5 separate regions of the Homo sapiens genome follow, and all the other regions are linked to region 5. The links are chromatin contacts, found by Hi-C or POLR2A ChIA-PET in ENCODE. All regions are on one chromosome and are shown on one strand. Each heading gives the region's core, a stretch centred on a gene start or an enhancer-like site at or near the end of the contact. The rest is flanking DNA. Distances are from core to core; before and after follow the strand shown.

Region 1 (2,700 bases), core at 196-2,695, 1.7 Mb after region 5:
CTTTCGGTTTTTTATCCCATTCTCTGTTTTAATTTATGTGGTAGTAATGTTCAATATTTTTTGATCGAATAGGTTCAAGGTGAGACTTAAGACTTCAAATGATGTTTCAAGAACTCTCAAAGAACTCTCAAAGAGTTAACAGTTAAGTCATACTTCATAAGTAGTAAAGAACGTCTTAAAATTTGGAAAATTTCATTGGGCATGGTAGTAATTGGGTAAGAATAAATTATTTAAAAATAAAAATGTGCAATTACTAGAAGAGCTAAAGCATGCTTTCTTTTTTTTTTTTTTTTTGAGACAGAATATCGATCTGTCACCAGGCTGGAGTGCAGTGGCACAATCTCAGCTCACTGCAACCTCCGCCTCCCAGGTTCAAGTGATTCCCCTGTCTAAGCCTCCCGAGTAGCTGGGACTACAGGCATGCGCCAACATGCCCAGCTAATTTTTGTATTTTTTGTAGAGGCGGGGTTTCACCATGTTGGCCAGGATGGTCTCGATCTCTTGACCTCGTGATCCACCTGCCTCAGCCTCCCAAAGTGCTGGGATTATAGGTGTGAGCCACCGCGCCTGGCCTAAAGCATGTTTCTTTTAGCTAAGTAGTGTAACTGGAGCTTCTTACTATTAAACCTGGCATTTATAAATACTTGGTCCAGTAATTTTATCCACTGTCAGTATTTAATAACTGGTTAATGTTTTATGCACCTCTGATAATTAATTTTAAGTTACAAACAATTGTCCAACAGCTCTAATTTTAAAATGAAACTACATATTAAAATAAATTTGATACTTTTTTATGAAGAGAAAAAAATTAGAAGAGAAACCTCTTAAAATGCCATAAATGTACATCTAGTAGTGAACAAGAAGTCATATTTAGACTTCAGGAGGATTTTTTATTAGCACACAAATATTATTTTTTAGAAAGACAATGTAACACTCTGAGCATTTTTCTCAGGGAATGCAGAAACAACCCCTGAATCCCAGAACACCCAAAATAAGTTGGCATTTCAGATTCCAGTGGCATGTGATGTTTACTAGTTGTGCCTGCTTCTAAACTTACAGGGGCTCAGAACAAGAAACTTGGACTAGACTCCCAGACACCTGGGTTGGTCATAAGGGTGGAGATTAGAGCCAGGCAATGATGTAGAGACATAGATTACAACCAGATTTTGAGCTAGCAAATACTTAAAGCCAATGTCCTTTAGTTTTTTTTTATTGAAAGTGAGACAGAAGTTGCTTTTCTATTAGTCAACTTTGTATCCCGCTTTATGTTGAAAATAAAGAATTTCATAAAGTTTAGCTTATTTTCAATTGTGTTATTCTACACTGTTCTCACTATAAATAGTTATCAAAAGTTAATCATACTAAGAACGTGACAACTGCATTCCTGAACTGGGGCCTTTGCACGAGCTTCCTATTCCCTCTGCCTGGTCCACTTCTTCCAGATGACTGCACAGCAAACTCCCTCACTGCTTTCAGTTCTATGCTGAAATGTCACTTCCTCAAAGTTTGAACTAAAATGTCTCATTCAATACTTGAATGTTCTATTTTTCTGGTTTCAGGTTGAGAAAATCATTGCATTTTTTAGGTCATGCTTTCCACTAGTTTTCTTTCGTGATTTTTAAAAAAATTTTCAGACAACTTTTGGGAAAGCATATTAAAGGGTTTAAAATTTAGATAATAAAATAGGTAATTTGTCTTCACTGAACAAAAACTATACCACAGTTACTATGTTTGCAGAATTGCAGCTGATTTTGCCTACCAAGCCATGTGACTTAGCTGAACAGGGACAACTTGTACCTGCTTGTCACGAAAATGCTGAAAATAATAATACTCTGACTTGGGCAAATAGTATTTCTTTCTTTCTTTTTTCTTTCTTTTTTTTTTTTTTTTTTTTTAGAGACAAGATCTCTCTCTGTTGCCCCGGCTGGAGTACAGTGGCATGATCATGGCTCACTACAGCCTCCGCCTCCTGGGCTCAAGCAATCTTCCTGCCTCTGCCTCCCAAGTAGCTGGGACCACAGGTGCACACCATCAGTCCCAGCTACTTTTTGTATTATTTGTAGAGACTGCGTCTCACTATGTTGCCCAAGCTGGTCTTGAATTCCTGGGCTCAAGCAATCCTCCTGCCTCAGCCTCCAAAAGTGCTGGGATTACAGGCATAAACCACCATGCTCGGCCTCAAGTAATATTTCTGCTTCTATCACTTATCTATTGCTGCATAATGAGACACCTGAAAAATTATTTAAAATTAGTAATTTTAAATAACAACAAAATATTATGTCTCACCGTTGTGTGTAAGTTTACAGGGAAATCCCTTTGTTAGTTTCACCTGAGCTCACTCATACAACCGTTGTCAGCTGGAGCATCAGTTGGGCTGCAAGGCCCAAGATCCCCACTCACATGTCTGGCAGTTGATTCTAATCATCAGCTGGGGCTCTGTGGTTCTCATCCTTAAATAGGATAGATAAACTTCCTTATGTGACAGTCTCATTGCAGCATTCAGGGAGAGCAATCATAGAAGTTGCAATGTCTCCTAAGGTCTAAGGCCTACAGTTATCACAGTGTCACTTTCATTTTTAGAAGAGAAACCTCTTAAAATGCTCTAAATATATATATCTAGTAGTGAACAGAAAGTCATATTTGGAGTTTTACTGGATTTTTTATTACAGCATATAAATATTATTGCTCAGAAAGACAATA
Region 2 (2,700 bases), core at 80-2,579, 1.2 Mb before region 5:
GCGGGCTGCGCGCTTGGAAGCCGTGTGTGTTTATGTGTCTGCGCGCGCGCCCTGGCCGGACGGGTGTTGAGGGGAGAGTGATCGTGAGCAACCCGGAACCAGCAGTCCCAACCTGGACTGACGAACTGGGCTCTCCAGTCCTGGGCCGTGGGGCTCCATGCCTCGGGCTGGCGGGACAAGCGGCGGGGAGCCCGGAGCTTCGGAGCCGCCGCCGGGCATCTAGCCAGCTCCGCGGGAGAAGCCCGGGGGCGCGTCGGGAGCCAGGGGACTGGTGTGAACTAGCCGCCCCCGCAGGCGGACGTTTAGCTCCGGCACCCGGGAGCACTGACACTGGGCGATAAGGAGTTCCTCGGCAATCGGCTGTCCCCAGTCCCCAGTCACCTCCGGCGGACGTGACCGCCGGATGCTATGCAGCTAGGTGGGCCAGGGGGGCCTTTGCATTGCCTTCCCTGACCCCTTCCTTGCCGCGGAGGAGCCACAGTAAGATGCCTCTGTACGACTCTCCAGAACTTTCTTTTGCAAAATAAAGGCCAAATGTTGGGCCTTCTAGTCTCTTCATATTTTCCTTTGGAAGGTTGGGGTCCAGGCAGTCCTCTCGAAACAACCCCCAAACAGATCACTTTCATTACAAAACGCTAGAGAGGCAACACAGCCCTATTTCTCTCTCTGGTCAATCCAGGCCCTATCTCTCCCTCTGGTCAATCCAGGCCCTATTATCCCAAGCTGTGCGGCTTTGGGCAAACCGCTTAACAGTTCGAAACCTCGGAGTCCTCATCTGTAAAATAAGACCAATACTATTATCTACCTCGTAGGGTTGTTCTGAGGATAACATGCCTCCATACATAAGGTGCTTAGAACGCTGCCTCCAGTACAATGCTACGTGTGTTTGTTACTATGATCTGGCACTCCCTTTGGATGGGTAGGGAGTACAAAGTTCCGGGTTAAAGTTCCTGGAAGTTTACATGGAGCCAGTGGTCTTGGCAGGGTGGAAAGGGCACTATTGTATGGCCACTGAAAAGTGAAGGCCAAATGCCCTCAAACTGTCTAGGTCTCCACTAGACCGTCCCATAAAGGCTTGTGTGTGTGTGGTGGTGGATAGGAGGGAGAGTCCTTTTTAATGGTGCTCATTTAGACTGGATTAATAGCAAGTTCCGTCAGGGCTCAGGCACCATTACCCACTCTCTCCCTGCAGCCCTGGGGAAGAGCGCTGGTTTCCAGGACCTCCAGCCTACTCTTCCAGGACACCTTTTTTGATGGCTGAAGGCCACCTCTTTAAATCAGTTCTCGGAGGAGTTGGCCAAAAGCCATGTCCTCTGGGATGTACTTTGGTCTAACACTGGTGCAGGGCTGGCGTATGGCAGGCCTTGTCCCTGGGCCGCTGGCGGGCCACATTTTACTGGTGCACAGATGCAAATACCACTTCTGTAGACAGAATCGGTCAGACTTCTAATTTCAAAAGGCTTCCCATTACCTTTGAAATGGCGACTCTGGCAAAAAGGGGAGGAGTTGCGGCAAATAAGAGCCTAGGGAGGCCTCGGCCTCCCCTGCTTGGCCTCTCCAGGGTCACCCATAATTCATTAGGTGAGGCTGCCTTTTCCTTTTCAAACACAACGCAAATGGCCTTTGCCTTAAGTGGCTACCGGCGTTTGCCTAATCACTGAAATGTGCTGGCAGTGCGCTCTAGCTCTCAGTAGATCCTTATCGGAACTGTGCGTGCCAAGCTGCCAGCCCCGAGAAAGACAAAGAACACGGGCGCCTCCAGGTTTGCTTCTGAGGCCTCAGGGTCACCTCTGGGGCTTCCCCTTCACAGCCTCCGGCCCCTACAAGACGCTCCCAGCCAGCCTCCGGAACAAACCCGCAGCCCTAAATCAGAATTCCAGTTCTCGAGCGCCACCCGGAGAGTTCACATTTCCCCTCCTCCGAGGCCGCGTGGTGCGCAAGAAAGAGCCCGAGGGCGGCGGCAGCACACGTCTGGGCAGCCCCCTCCCCGTACCCAGCAGCGTGTACGCAGGAAAAGAAAAAGCCAAGAGAAAAACGTGGACTGTAAAAGCCAAAACGCAGAACCATCTACTACTAACTACCGACAACCCCAGGCGGGAGTTTGCAAGGAGTAAGCAACCCTCTAATAGAAACTACAACTAAAATAATTCCTCTCTTCGCGTTCTATTAAGGTCCTGGAAGGTGGAACGCAAAGGGGACCCTGTCTTCTTAGGACACAGACTGGCTGCGCCGATAGTGCTCAGCCCCGCACCTCCTGAGCATACATTTAATGTTAGGCAAAGAGCAAGTTTCCTATCTACCGTTTGACCACAGTTTCTCACAGTATTTCTAATTGATTCAACGTGTATTAGATTGAAACAAAAATGATCTTGGTTGGAATATACACGGGCAACCTGTATTTAGATGGGGTAAGTTCCTGCAGCTATCTGACCACATTTGTCTGGTCCCTCTGAGAATCCACGTTTTCTAGCCCGAGAAGGGGCAGGCGGCCCTCATGGCGCCTCCTTCGGCGGTTTCCTGGCGAAGCGCCCATCCTCCCCAAGCACCAGGAACGGAGGCCGTCCATATTAATACTCGCGGGCAGCCTGTTCTGACCTATACTGTCATTTTTTCCATCGGTCGGGATCGGGCTGGGGGTGGGGTGGGGCGGGGGCTCTCCTCCGAGGGGCTCAGCACGGATCGTTGGGTTTTCCCCGGCGA
Region 3 (2,700 bases), core at 45-2,544, 1.2 Mb before region 5:
TTCCACTTGGAGGAACGACCGGCCCCCGGAGAGGCGAGACGAGGCGGCGGTGGCGGCGGCTGGGGGTTTTTACAGTTCTTTCCCGAGTCGAAAAAGAAAGCAGACGGCAACCCGCTGCCCTCCCCTTCCTGCTCGCGAGCTAACGCCGAACCCAGCTTCCCAGCTTCCAGCCCACCTCCCCCCCCTCCGCCCGACTCGCGGCGCTCAGCGGCGACCGCGCTCCCGCGCACAGACACACACAGGCTGCAAACTTCCACTCTGCGAACTCCCTGCTCTCCTCCTGGCCCACCGGGAGGCGCCAGGCCCCCAGCCGCGCCCCCTCCCTCCCTGGTGCCCACGCGGGGCCGCTTAGGTTGGCTGCATTTTAAATAACATAGCTATGAAATAAAAACGAAAGCGAGCCAAGCAGCCAAAGGGAAGCGCGAGGCAAAAGCTTCGCGGGGTACGCTGCGGGAGGGGGCCCCGGGAGAGGGGGCCGACTGCAGCCCTCAGCGCGCCCGCCCGCCCACCCGTCCGCGGTCTCCCGGGGGAAAGGTGTTCCGGGCACTGACCTGAAATCCCCGGTGGGGGAGTAGGCAGGGAGCCTGCGATCCGGCTCTTTGAAGTTTTCCCCCAAGCGGACTCGAGGCGGCGAGAAGGAGCGGGGGGCGGTTGGGTGGGTGGAGAGAGATATGAGGGGTGGGGGGGGTTGGCGACGTTAACGAGCGGAGAAGGAGCCGGGCCGGAGAAGCGCGGCGAGCAGCAAAGTTTGCGGTCCCCGGCTGCCCGCAGCCCGCTCGCGGCGCCGCGCTCACTCGACTCCCTCGCCGTCTGCTGGCAGCCGGCTGCCCTCGGGGTCGGCCCCGCCGAGGGGTGGGCTCTGGGCCGGGTGGGGGCGGGGCGGGGCGGGCTCGGGGCCTCCGGGCAGGTGGCGACAGCCCCGTGCGATCCTCCGGGCTCCCGCAGCTGGACTGGGCTTGGCCGAGCTCAGCAGCTCCCGCGCTGCCGCCGCCGCCCGCGCTCGGGCAGGAGCCCCAGCGCCATGTTGACGGTTCGCCGCGAGCGCCCGCTCGGGCTGGGTGTGTGTGAGTGTGTGTGAGTGTTGGCCAAGTCGTCCCTGCGCGGCGACAGCGCGGCTTGGGCTCTCCGCCCGGCGGCTCGCGGGCTCCCCCTCCGCCGCCGCCGCCCGCCTAGCTCCCGCTCTCGGTCGCGGTCTGGGCTCCTGCGCGTCTCCCCCGCAGCCGCCGAGCTCGGCCCGCGTTCAGCGAGGAGCGCAGCTCTGCCTCACCTTGCCGCTGGGAGCCCAGGCTCCGTCTGCCGCCGCACGCCGCGATCCCAACGCGTCCCCCCTCCCTGGTTCCCTCCTCTTCCTCCTCCCCCTCCCTCCGCCCGTCCTCCCTCCCGCCCGCCCTACCTCCCTCCCTCCCAACAGCCGCCTCCCCTCCCCCCGCAGGCGCAGCGCTCGGGCGACAGCCGCCCGCCCGCCGCCGCCTCCAGCTCTCGCAAGTTTGAGCTCCGCCAGTCTCCGCTCACCCTCCGCTGCGGCGCCTCCGCGGCGGGGTTTCGGGAGGGGTGATTCCCCAGGAAAGGTTTGCCCGAGTTTCCCCGGCCGTCATCGATGCACGGCCCGGCACGTTTTGGCCTCTCTGGATCCGAACCCCGGACCACTTGGGTGGCGCCCCCCCTCCTCGTCCCCCGGCCTCCCCTCCCCAGCTCGGGCCGAGTTGGCTGCGCACGCCCGACCCGGGCGCACGTCCTGGGCGAGCCGGAGACCGACTTGGGCGGCGGCGGCGGCGAGGGCTGCCGGCAGAGCCAGAGCCGAAGGGATGGGGGCGGCGGGGGCGGCTCTCCCAGCCGCGCGCCGAGACTCCCCTCGCTACCCAGAAGGCCAGTGGAGGACCGCAATTACCATAAAGCGCCTCGCACTCCGCTCAGCCAAAGCTGTCAAACCCCAGCGGCAGCAGCCGCTGCCGCCGCCTCTTGCCACCAGCGCTGCGCTCTCCCGGCCTCGTCCCCTCCGAGACCCAGCGGAGCGTGGCCTGTGTGCTCCCGTGCTCACCCCCACCCCAGTTTGCCCCTTCCTCCCAGAGGAGCCCTTTCCCATTTCGGTGTTAAAAGCTACCTGAAAACACCACCCCAGGCAACGGTGGCCGTTCCGCCTGAACTCCGCGCCCGAGTTCCCCGGACGTTTCAATTGTGTGGGAATTGTTTGGAGGTGGGGGAAGGGGGGAGCAGCCCGTGGAGGCACCGGGAGGCGTGTGGGGGGCGGTCGGCGAGCGGAGATCCGCCTGTATTTCTCCCGGTTCTCGAGCATTTTCACGGTCTGTACCTCTGATGGTTGGAGGGGCTGCCCAGGCCCCTCGCCCCGGCGTTGGGAGATTATCTCCCGCGTTTTATTTTCCTTGACAGGGAGCAACTTTTGGCTTACACCGTTCGCCCCATAAATTTCCACTCGGTAACGTCGTGCTGATCGGTGCTTGGCGGCGGCGTACAGCCTGCGCCCGCAGCAGTTCAATTCAATTGACACGTATTGAGCTTCTCCAGCGCACCCGGCGCGGCTCTGGGCGCGGGGGGAGGGCGGGGGCAGGCGGGAGGGAGGGGGAAGCGGAGAAGCGAGGTTCCGGCCTCCCCGGAGCGCAAAGCCTCAAGGGCGAGCCGAGAAGCCCTAGTTGGTGAAGCTGGCGGGAAGGGGTAGGAGTGGGGGAGGGGGTATTCCGGACT
Region 4 (2,700 bases), core at 114-2,613, 1.5 Mb before region 5:
GGGTGCTGGCCTGGCCCCCTCTGGTGGGAGGACAGATAAGCAAAGGGGTGGTGGGGACACTCTAGATGCTTCACCCACATCCCCTCGGGCTCCTTCCCCCACCCCATATAGCTTCCCCTCTCCTAATTCCCACAGCCTGTGCCTGGGACTCTTTGCAGGCCCGCCCGGGGCACATCCCCCTCAGAGCCAGAAGTACCCAGGAGTTTCAATCCCCACACTCACGGTAGCTCCTAGCTGGTGCAAGGGAGCATGCAGGTACAGTGCTCTTGCCTGGAGTCAGGACAGGCTCTGAGTTGACACTTGCCCTCCAGAGCTCCTCCTTTGGGAGGTCATGAGGTCATGAGGATGGAGCCCTCATGAAGGGGGTCAGTGCCCTTATAAAAAGCGACCCCAGAGAGCTCTCTCTCCCTGTCTCTGCCATGTGAGGGCACAAGGAAAAGTTGGCAATCTACAGCCCAGAAGAGGGCCCTCCCCCAAACCCGACCGTGCTGGTACCCTGATCTCGGCCTCTCAGCCTCCAGAACCATGAGAAGTACGTGTCTGTGGTTTATCAGCCCCCCCGCGTGTGGTACCGTGTTACAGCAGCCTGGATGGACTAAGACCCTTCTGCAGAGGGACTTTGTCTGAAACTGGCTTCCTCCCCTTCTTGGTCCTGCCCTTCCATACCCTTCCGTGTTTCTTGGGAGCACTTCCTTAATAAATTGCTTCCACACGAATCCGCGTCTCAGAAGCTGCTTCTGAGAAAACCGAAGTGATGGGGCCCCTGGGCTGCACAGTAATAACAGTTGTTACAGACGGCACCTCCTCCAACCCTCAGAACCAGACGGCCACAATGGTATTGACTGCATTGCACAGAGGAGGAAACGGAAACCCAGAGAGCAGAAGGGACTTGCCCAGGATGGTGGAGTTGGTGAGCAGAGCAGCCTACATTAAACCCAGCTCCAAAGCCAGCCCTGGGTCTTTGATGCCCCACAGAAAATACATGGGAGGAGCCCTGCAGCTCCTGAAAGGAGCTAACATCTCCCAAGCCCCACTTCCAGGGGCAATCTGGGGCCAGCCAGGTACTTAGATGGACAGATGACCAAGGAGAGACCACTCAAGCCCTCAGTTTGAGAATGCATTCCTCTGCGTTCACAGGCTTACCTGGAGCCAGTTCCCCAAAGCCCCACTGGACTTTTTAAGCCCCCAGAGGCCTTCAGACAGGAACCCACTGAGTCTTCAAACCCCCAATCTCCATGGGGTTAAAACAATCCCCAAAAGGCAGGACTTACTAGGAGTCGTTCAGAAACTGGCAAAAGCACCCTCTGAATAAATGTTCAGGGTTCCATCCGGAGACGCCCACGGTGACTGATGAGTCATCAGATAGCCAGCTGTCGCCACAGAGTGCTATATATAGAAGCTGGAGGGGTGCCTGGTACCTAAAGAAAGGGGAGGAGCACACACCTAGTAGGTGGGGTCTCAGCTGGGAGGCAGGCCTAGAGCACCTGGAAACTGCACCCTCAGCTCCCTCTGCCCCCCCAGCAAAACAGAATCTGGGTCAGCAATTCCCCGGCACAGAATGCCGCGTGAACTGGAAGCAAGCAGCAACAGGGCCGGACGTGGGCCATGCCAGTGCATTCATGATGATTACTGCTAATGATGGTAATGGGAGAATAATGGCTCAGTGAACTTCCCGCACATCACCTCGTCGTCTTCCCATCAGACATACACACTGAGGACGCGCTTGTATTGCTGCCATTTAGACAGCCGAAACAGAACTTCCAGACCTCAGGCTTGGTAGGCTGGGCCTGTGCTGTCCAGGACAGGGGCCACTAGCCACATGTTTCTACTGAACACTTGAAATGTGGCCCGGCCAAATTGAGATCCTCTGTCAGCATAGAATGCACACCAGACTTTGAAGATTTAGTTTCAAGAAAAGAATGTCAAATACCTTGTCAATAATTTTTTCCTGGTTTCATATTGAAATGATAATATTTTAGATACATCGGGTTGATCAAAATATATGATTAAGTCAATTTCACCTGTTCCTTTTTACCTTTTTAATGTGGCTTCTCGAACATTAAAATTATTAATACATATGTGGCTCACATTTGTGGCTTGCATTATATTTCTATTGGACAGTGCCGGGTTGCAGGCTGGAGGCCAGAACCTTCAGGAAATCCTGGCTATGCCCTCTCCTGACAAATAAAGCCTGCTTCCTGGTTCAAGGCTGAGAGAGGCCAGGGCTGCTCTCCAGACAATGCCAGTGGCCAGCTGCAGCTCCATGTACCGATCACAGAAGGTCCAGGTGACGCACAAAAGCCCCTGAGGGTCTGTGAACCCCAAACTTGTCCCTTATATCTTCTGAAAATGCACAGCTTTCCGGGGGAAAGATGATGAATTCTCCCTGGCCCTGTCTTCTGCCTTCCCCACTTAACCCCCAAGAGAGCTCCATGCTGTGTGATTGCATAATGAGGCCATGGAATAAGGCCACTTCACAAATGAAGCAGCTCTTTCCCTCACATATGCAAACAGCAGAGAGAGGCAAAGGAAAGTAGGGAGATGAGAAACAGAATGAGAAATGCAGACGAGACAGGCAATTCACACCAAGAGAGAGAAACTGTATCCCAGAGACAGACACACAATGTCACACACACTCTGCTCACTGACACCTGGGGGGAGGGGGAGAAGGGTGTGTGTGTGCACGTGTGTGGCGTGTTC
Region 5 (2,700 bases), core at 22-2,521:
CTGTTCCTCATCCACCGCAGCGGCCTGAGAGTCACCCCGAGCCCAGGCCGGTAACCCCGCTGCAGCCCCTCCGGCAGGCCCAGGTTGCACCGGCTACAAACATTCCCGACACCCTTGGGCCCTAGAAGAGCCGTTCGCCACCCGCGGGGTCCCCGCAACGCCGGTGGTCACCGGCCCTAAGCCGCTGGGCGCCCCGCGGGAGGAAACTAGGGGCAAATGTAGCCCGCATTCCTGCGGAGAGCCGGGGTCCCGGGAGGGCGCGCCAGCGGCGGTTCCGGATCAGCGCGTGTCTGTCTCATTGTTCCCTCACCGCGGGGGGCGGGGGCGGAGGCGCGCGCGCACACGTCGGGGGGTTGGCCAGGAGGGGCCATTGTGTGTTTCTAGGCGGCGCCCCCGCTGCCTAGGCAACCGCGCAGGAAGGTGTCCGGCCACCTGCGCGCGCCGCCGGCTCCCCTCCATTTCCCCCCGACTCCCGCCCCGGTCACCATCCTACCCTCCTCCCTCCTCCTTTCCCCTTACTCCGCTCCCCTCTTTTCCCTCCCTCTCCTCCCCTTCCCTCTGTTCTCTCCTCCTCTTCCCCTCCCCTCCCCCGTCCGGAGCACTCTATATTCAAGCCACCGTTTCCTGCTTCACAAAATGGCCACCGCACGCGACACCTACGGTCACGTGGCCTGCCGCCCTCTCAGTTTCGGGAATCTGCCTAGCTCCCACTAAGGGGAGGCTACCCGCGGAAGAGCGAGGGCAGATTAGACCGGAGAAATCCCACCACATCTCCAAGCCCGGGAACTGAGAGAGGAAGAAGAGTGAAGGCCAGTGTTAGGAAAAAAAAAACAAAAACAAAAAAAACGAAAAACGAAAGCTGAGTGCATAGAGTTGGAAAGGGGAGCGAATGCGTAAGGTTGGAAAGGGGGGCGAAGAGGCCTAGGTTAACATTTTCAGGCGTCTTAGCCGGTGGAAAGCGGGAGACGCAAGTTCTCGCGAGATCTCGAGAACTCCGAGGCTGAGACTAGGGTTTTAGCGGAGAGCACGGGAAGTGTAGCTCGAGAGAACTGGGACAGCATTTCGCACCCTAAGCTCCAAGGCAGGACTGCTAGGGGCGACAGGACTAAGTAGGAAATCCCTTGAGCTTAGACCTGAGGGAGCGCGCAGTAGCCGGGCAGAAGTCGCCGCGACAGGGAATTGCGGTGTGAGAGGGAGGGCACACGTTGTACGTGCTGACGTAGCCGGCTTTCCAGCGGGTATATTAGATCCGTGGCCGCGCGGTGCGCTCCAGAGCCGCAGTTCTCCCGTGAGAGGGCCTTCGCGGTGGAACAAACACTCGCTTAGCAGCGGAAGACTCCGAGTTCTCGGTACTCTTCAGGGATGAGTCATGTGGCAGTGGAAAATGCGCTCGGGCTGGACCAGCAGGTGAGCCGCAAGAACCCCACCGGGCTGGCTGCTGCGTGAATTCCTCCCCTGACCTAACCTGGCTAATGGCGCAGCGCTAACCGGCACCCTTACTTTTCATTTTCTGGGTGCCCCGGGCTGGCGGGTGTGAGTGCCCCGGGGCTATAGAGGGATAGGAATGTTGGTTGGGGCTGTCGCCCGGGCCCGGTCTCGGCCCGCTGTATTGTCCCCGGGACGAGCACAATGGCGGCTTTTGTGTGTGCGTGCGCAGGCGGGCGGAGGGGGAGGAAGTGCGCGCGCTCTCGCGGGGACGCGCATGCGCGAATCCCGACTGATTAGTGACCTGGGGGGGTTTGCGGGAGTGCGCAGCGCGGCGGGACGCGACTGGAGGCCCTTTTGGCTTGGAGGGCTTCGGCCTTCACGGCTGGCGCAGCCTGGATTCCCGTCCGGAGGACCTGGCGGCACCCGGTGTTTGCGTGCCTGCGAGCAAGGGGTAGAACGCGGCCCAGGAATGTGGGAGGGGGCGGCCTTCGCTCGGGGTAATGGCGGCGGCCTCTTTTGTGTGGTGCTGGGCGGCGCTGTGGCTCACCTCCGGGAGACGGCGGGTCTCGGGCGGGCGAAGGCCTGGAAAGGAGGATGGAATGGGTTTCTTGTTTTTTCCCGGGTTCCTTCCGCTGGCTTTTTCGCTTCAGCCCAGGTTCCGCAGGGTCCGGGGGCCCTGCGCCGCAGCCGGGGAGGCTGCGTTTCCGGAGTGGAAAGTTTTGTGACGCAGAAGATTGGGGAGGAGTGGGGGAGGGGTGGGGGCGGGGAGGGGAGGCAGGAATTGGCCGCTGCGCGCTGGGCCCTGGAGATAGAGGTTGGACGTGGCGGGGAGGTTAGGGAGCCAGCGAGGCCCTTTCTCCTCCTTGCTTGCCCCAGATTGTCCCTGTGTGGTATGTTAGCCGGGAGTCCCGCGTTGTTTTTCTGGGGTGGAGGGGTCATCGCGGGTTGTGGTAGTGTCTTCGTGTTAGTGACTGTGATCCAGGAATCCGCCATTGGAAAAACACCCGGCTTAGGGGGGAAGTAAACAGTTTTGTTGTTGACTTGTTGCTATCTGTGGAGTAGAATCTTGCAATGGGTCCCAGGCCCCCGGGTTTTTTCTCTTAGCCAGAATCCCCTCTTCTAAGGGTTTAGGGGCAGAGGAGAGAAAGATGTGTGATTTGAGAGGAGAAGGTTATGGACTTTGGTGGCAGGAAGTCTGCATCCCACCGCAACAGTGGCACCAGGCTTCAGATAAGCTCTTGTGTGGGTTATGCGGAGCTTTTAAATAAACTA

What was found. Hi-C counts contacts between places; a loop is a spot of excess contacts on that map. ChIA-PET counts read pairs that join two places held with the same protein, here RNA polymerase II (POLR2A). Pooled maps may share reads with other maps.
Region 1: a pooled map shows a loop between it and region 5 (7-fold over the local background). The contact joins the enhancer-like site here to the promoter of DDX3X in region 5. A Hi-C loop is called at or near these places in 1 of 37 single-sample maps with no recorded cell type and 2 of 50 pooled maps. POLR2A ChIA-PET finds 5 or more read pairs at or near these places in 1 of 52 experiments (AG04449).
Region 2: a map of CD8-positive, alpha-beta T cell shows a loop between it and region 5 (22-fold over the local background). The contact joins the enhancer-like site here to the promoter of DDX3X in region 5. A Hi-C loop is called at or near these places in 2 of 168 maps with a recorded cell type or tissue (CD8-positive, alpha-beta T cell and naive thymus-derived CD4-positive, alpha-beta T cell), 10 of 37 single-sample maps with no recorded cell type and 13 of 50 pooled maps.
Region 3: a loop to region 5 is called in a map of naive thymus-derived CD4-positive, alpha-beta T cell, with 13 times the contacts of the local background. The contact joins the promoter of BCOR here to the promoter of DDX3X in region 5. A Hi-C loop is called at or near these places in 1 of 168 maps with a recorded cell type or tissue (naive thymus-derived CD4-positive, alpha-beta T cell), 6 of 37 single-sample maps with no recorded cell type and 12 of 50 pooled maps.
Region 4: a loop to region 5 is called in a pooled map, with 14 times the contacts of the local background. The contact joins the enhancer-like site here to the promoter of DDX3X in region 5. A Hi-C loop is called at or near these places in 6 of 37 single-sample maps with no recorded cell type and 7 of 50 pooled maps.

What each region holds. Positions count from the first base shown.
Region 1 is chrX:43,001,591-43,004,290 of GRCh38, forward strand. No RefSeq gene overlaps it. Among named protein-coding and RNA genes, the nearest start is that of PINCR, 170 kb to the right of the region's middle. Within about 2 kb of position 1,446, at least 2 of the 41 ENCODE cell types and tissues checked have a DNase peak (open chromatin) inside an H3K27ac peak, as active enhancers do.
Region 2 is chrX:40,172,527-40,175,226 of GRCh38, forward strand. It overlaps a transcript of BCOR not described here. Among named protein-coding and RNA genes, the nearest start is that of BCOR, 76 kb to the left of the region's middle. RefSeq lists an enhancer at 2,370-2,419. Within about 2 kb of position 1,330, at least 31 of the 41 ENCODE cell types and tissues checked have a DNase peak (open chromatin) inside an H3K27ac peak, as active enhancers do; they include CD8-positive, alpha-beta T cell, where a contact is called at or near this core.
Region 3 is chrX:40,096,664-40,099,363 of GRCh38, forward strand. BCOR (BCL6 corepressor) reads right to left here and starts at 1,295. Exons shown (of 15, transcript NM_001123385.2): 1 at 552-1,295. RefSeq lists silencers at 859-918, 1,009-1,058, 1,119-1,348, 1,369-1,488, 1,619-1,788 and 1 more.
Region 4 is chrX:39,854,493-39,857,192 of GRCh38, forward strand. No RefSeq gene overlaps it. Among named protein-coding and RNA genes, the nearest start is that of MIR1587, 18 kb to the left of the region's middle. RefSeq lists enhancers at 866-985, 1,256-1,335. Within about 2 kb of position 1,364, at least 10 of the 41 ENCODE cell types and tissues checked have a DNase peak (open chromatin) inside an H3K27ac peak, as active enhancers do.
Region 5 is chrX:41,332,891-41,335,590 of GRCh38, forward strand. DDX3X (DEAD-box helicase 3 X-linked) reads left to right here and starts at 1,272. Exons shown (of 17, transcript NM_001356.5): 1 at 1,272-1,407. The coding sequence starts at 1,363. RefSeq lists a silencer at 93-582 and an enhancer at 673-902.